Linked DNA regions of Homo sapiens: region 1 is linked to region 2. The links are chromatin loops, found by intact Hi-C in ENCODE. Cell type or tissue: ovary. All regions are shown on one strand.

Region 1 (2,500 bases), 290 kb after region 2:
CTGGGGGCATCCACCAGGTCACTGTCAACAAGAGCCTCTTGGCCCCCCTCAACGTGGAGCTGGACCCTGAGATCCAGAAGGTGCGCGCCCAGGAGCGGGAACAGATCAAGGTGCTGAACGACAAGTTCGCCTCCTTCATTGACAAGGTGGGTCTCATAGGAGGAGGATGAGGCCGCACCCTGAGGCCTGAGCAGTTTTCCTGCTGCCTGGGAATGGACTGCACACTGTGGCTGGAAAGGTGCAGCTGGGCCTCAGGAAGGGCTTCCTCACCATTAGGGAAGGAGAGTAGGTCTGTGAGCCACGGAGGACAAAGGAATACATGAATATATCGGCTTCTTTGGCGATTTTGCAGGGAAGGATGGGAAGCTGGGTAAAGAGCAGCCCTTCCTTGACAAAAAAGTGATGAGTTTCTTGAGGACAGCTGGATCTTCCAAGAACATGAAAGGCTAATAGAATCCAGCAGTGTTCAGAGGGAAGGGCTCATGGTACAGGAAGAGACACTTAGTTGAGACATAAGGAAGGACATCTCCTGGGACCAGGGCCGAGCAATAGAAGAAAGCTGTGGAAACTCCTTGAGTGAGTTCTCAGTGATGCCTTGTCCAGAAGGCTAGGAAATGAGCACTTGTAAAGGATCTAGTTTGTGTGGAATGGCAAGGGTGGAGAGTCAAGACATGAGCAAAAATGACTACAACAATCTATGGCAAACCTGGGGAGTCAATGGTGTGTGTCCAGGGGGCATGACTGCACCCATTGTGGTTCCAGGTGTCTGTTGATTTGGGTTCCAGGTACGCTTCCTAGAGCAGCAGAACCAGGTTCTAGAAACCAAGTGGGAGCTGCTGCAGCAGCTGGACCTGAACAACTGCAAGAAGAACCTGGAGCCCATCCTTGAGGGCTACATCAGCAACCTGCGGAAGCAGCTGGAGACACTGTCTGGGGACAGGGTGAGGCTGGACTCGGAGCTGAGAAGCATGAGGGATCTGGTGGAGGACTATAAGAAGAGGTGAGCAGGCTCCACCCGAGGGTCACAGACCATGTTTCCCGTGCCTCTGGGCTCACCTGATCTCTGTGCCATTATTTTTTAGGAGATGGGGGAGTATGCACCAGGGTCAGGAGCTCACATCCCTTTCTCTGGCTAGGGGGAAGGGCCTATCCTCTTTGATGATAACTTCCTGCCTAGTTGATAGGAAGCGGTTCCTGTGCTCCTTGACCCACTGAAATGTTCAGTTGCTGGTGTCGGGAGCCCAATAGGCACCTGGGTGTTTTCCTAACATGCAAAAACTAGGAGACAAGTGAAGCAACTCAGGGATATCTTACTCCTGTCACTAGCCTCTTACTGCTCACCCCAGAGACCCTGCAGGGACCCTGTATCCCAAACATTTGCCTGGCCAGCAGGAAGAGAAAGTTCCTTGGCTAAGGGGGCTAAGGCCATCTACTCTCCCTGCTGGCAGATATGAAGTGGAGATTAACCGGCGCACGACAGCAGAGAATGAGTTTGTGGTGCTTAAGAAGGTAAGAGAGGGAGGAGCCTCCTTATTAGGGTCTCTCGCACCCCCATCTTAACAACTCTGCTCAGGACTTCAGCCCAGGAGGCTGGGGAGGGGGCTGGTGCCTGGTGAGGGGGCTGGTGCCTGGTGAGGGTGGAGTCATAGTCCTGGCCTCCAGTGAGTTGGAGAGGAAAGACACACACTCAGGAAATGGACAGAGACAGACAGAATTCTGGTCTGGGAACTGTGAAACTCGGGTCCAGCTCAACCTTGCTGTGTGACCTGAGGAAACCTACTACCTCTCTGGGCTTTGTTTTCTCCAGGCATAACAGAGCTGCCCCATCCTCCTTTCCCTATTCCCAAAGCTTCAGGCAGCCTGAGAAGAAATTGATATTGAGTGAGCTTTCCTTTGTGGGTAGAAAATAGAAAATCAGGTGGCTTTGAGGCAGGAGTTGGGCAGGGCAGCTGTGGGATGAGGGTTGCATCCCCCAATGACTCTGGGGCCTCTTGGCAGGATGCAGATGCAGCCTACGCAGTCAAGGTGGAGCTTCAGGCCAAAGTGGACTCACTGGACAAAGAAATCAAGTTCCTCAAGTGTCTGTATGATGCAGTAAGGACACTCCTGTCCCCCCACCCTCACCCTGCCTCCTTCCCGACTCTTCCAGGGAGATACCAAAAGGAGAGATTTAGGATCAACAAAATGAAAGATGTTTTGGTAGAAAGGTACAAAACCCTGCACCAGGAGACCATGGAAGTGCAGGATGCTGGTCCTTGGAGGCCATACATACAGGAGGAAATTGATCTTGATACAATAGTGGACTTGCCCACGGGCAGGAAAAGATAACCCAGTGAGGTCTTACAAAGCACAGAGCCTTGGATTCTGTGAAATTGTGGAAAATGCATTATTCACCCGTCTGCATGTGCCAGCGGGCATCTGCCATATGCAGGGGTTCCTGCTGCTGTTAGCTGCTCTCCCTCAGCTCTGCAGACACATCCCAGAGGGCACTTCTTCCCCC
Region 2 (2,500 bases):
GTGCTCTGCCTGGGTATGGGGTAGAGAAGGGGTGCACTCTGTAATCTGCTCCCTCCTTTCTCTCTTGCCTGACAGGCCAAGATTGGTGCTAGAAGTCAGGGAATAGCCACATTCATCTTTGCCCTTCCTGGCTTTGGAGGAACTTAGAGCCCTTCCTCAAGGGTTTTTAGTAGAGAGTACTCAAGGGTACTGTGTAAGCCACTGAAGAAACACAAGATGGACTCAGATGGCACAAAGAAAAACGACTTACATTTTTTTTTTTTTTTTTGAGATGGAGTTTTGCTCTTGTTGCCCAGGCTGGAGTGCAATGGCGTGATCTTGGCTCACTGCAAACTCTGCCTCCCGGGTTCAAGCGATTCTCCTGCCTCAGCCTCGCTAGTAGGTGGGATTACAGGCATGCTAATTTTGTATTTGTTTTTAGTAGAGATGGGGTTTCTCCATGTTGGTCAGGCTGGTCTCGAACTCCTGACCTCAGGTGATCTGCCCTCCTCGGCCTCCCAAAGTGCTGGGATTACAGGCATGAGCCACCGCGCCAGGCCTTTTTTTTATTTTGAGATGGAGTTTCACTCTGTTGCCCAGGCTGGATTGCAATGGCATGATCTCTGCTCGCCACAACCTCCGCCTCCCAGGTTCAAGCAATTCTCTTGCCTCAGCCTCCCGAGGAGCTGGGATTACAGGCATGCGCCACCATGCCTGGCTAGTTTTGTATTTTTAGTAGAGATGGGGTTTCTCCATGTTGGTCAGACTGGTCTTGAACTCCCGACCTCAGGTGATCCACGCACCTTGGCCTCCCAAAGTGTTGGGATTACAGGCGTGAGCCACCGCGCCCGGCCAAATGTCATACATCTTAATAGTTATGTTTTTTTTGAATATGAATTAGAGCATTAAGAATTAGCACACAGAAGCCAAGATTTCAAGGCTGTCATTGTTTAGGGTCAGGATAAGAAAAAAGTGAATGATTTAGATTTGATTTAAAGAAAAATCTTAAGTACACCTTCATACCTATGGAATGTCGATGTGGCTTGATGGTAAAGGTTGAATGCGAATGACTCATGTTCAGGATAGTCAGGATATCCTGGGTTAGAATTCAGCATGTACTTCTCAGCTGCAAAAGCCAAAAACTGAGAGAAGCTTCCATGGTGCCTGGATCAGGGAGGTCACCGGGGTGTCAATGGTGAGGGAGGGGAGGCTGACCAAAGGCAGGGACAGGACACAACAGCCTTTTCTGTGCAGTCCCTCTCAAACAACACGACAGTAGCCAAGCCCTTCATTGGCCTGTGAAAGCCAGGGGACCTGAACGCGTGTGGGTGGGCCAGCCTCCCCTTCACCCAGGTGGAGCTCCATCCTCACCTCCCAGCCTACACTCTGCTCCCTTTGTGCCTGGAGGCTCTAGACCCCAGGAGATGACTTTTGTTTTTTCTTGGAGCATGCCAAGAATAGGAATGCCTGCTGCTTCTCCTTCAAGAAAAACTGCTGCCTTCCACAGTCTCTGAATTGGTGCCTCCAACACTCTATTGCCCTTACTGGTTTTCATGTAGATTCCCCAGTTCCCCAGCCCTTCCTCTCCCTCACCAGACTGCAAGTTCCTCCAATGCGGAGACTTTGATTAATCTTCATTGAACCTGGGCTCCCATGGTGCCTGGCACTTGGTGGTGCTTACTAAATGTTGAGTGAATGATTGTTGAGGGATGAGTTTCAGTTTGGGATCTGCTGTGTGACCTTAGGTACATTGCTCCACCTCTCTGGGCTTCAGTTAGCTAAGGTATCCTTTAACACTGACATTCCTGGGTCTCTGAGAGGAGCACAGTGTGATGGTAAAGCGCAAAGACTCTGAAGCCTGCAGCATGTGTCCAAATCCTGGCTCTGCCATTTACCATTATTGTTCTCTTCGTGCCCCTTTCTGTAAGTTTCCCCTTCTGTAAGATGGTGATGATAAAGTACCTACTTCATAGGGTTGTTAGCATTAAATGTTTTAAAGTTGGAATGTAAATGTAAACACTAAATGCTTATGATATGTAAGTTCTGAGAACCGGGCCTGTCATAAAGGACCCGTTTATTGTTTGATCTTTGGATAAAATAGCTCACTGACAATGTTATCTTTTAAAAATTTTTTATTATTATACTTTATGTTCTAGGGTACATGTGTACAATGTGCAGGTATGTTACATAGGTATACATGTGCCATGATGGTTTGATGCATCATCACCTCATCATTTACATCAGGTTATTTCTCCTAAAGCTACCTCTCCCCCAGCCCCCACCCCGCAACAGGCCCTGGTATGTGATGTTCCCCTCCCTGTGTCCATGTGTTCTCATTGTTCAACTCCCACTTATGAGTGAGAACATGTGGTGTTTGGTTTTCTGTCTTTGTGATATTTTGCTGAGAATGATGGTTTCCAGCTTCATCCATGTCCCTGCAAAGGATATGAACTCATCCTTTTTTATGGCTGCATAGTATTCCATGGTGTATATGTGCCACATTTTCTTTATCCAGTCTATT

The links. Peaks named below come from ENCODE experiments on the same cell type or tissue, not always from the same donor. Only the 100,000 strongest peaks of a DNase experiment are listed, where the experiment ranks them.
Region 1: it touches region 2 in a loop (5-fold over the local background); 25 of 110 quality-filtered maps call a loop at or near these places.

What each region holds. Positions count from the first base shown.
Region 1 is chr12:52,570,953-52,573,452 of GRCh38, reverse strand. KRT74 (keratin 74) reads left to right here. Exons shown (of 9, transcript NM_175053.4): 1 at 1-146; 2 at 786-1,000; 3 at 1,449-1,509; 4 at 1,999-2,094. Among named protein-coding and RNA genes, the nearest start is that of KRT74, 1.6 kb to the left of the region's middle. RefSeq lists an enhancer at 1,016-1,185. In ovary, no CTCF peak of the experiment used is centred here; no DNase peak of the experiment used is centred here.
Region 2 is chr12:52,856,229-52,858,728 of GRCh38, reverse strand. No RefSeq gene overlaps it. Among named protein-coding and RNA genes, the nearest start is that of KRT78, 8.5 kb to the right of the region's middle. In ovary, no CTCF peak of the experiment used is centred here; no DNase peak of the experiment used is centred here.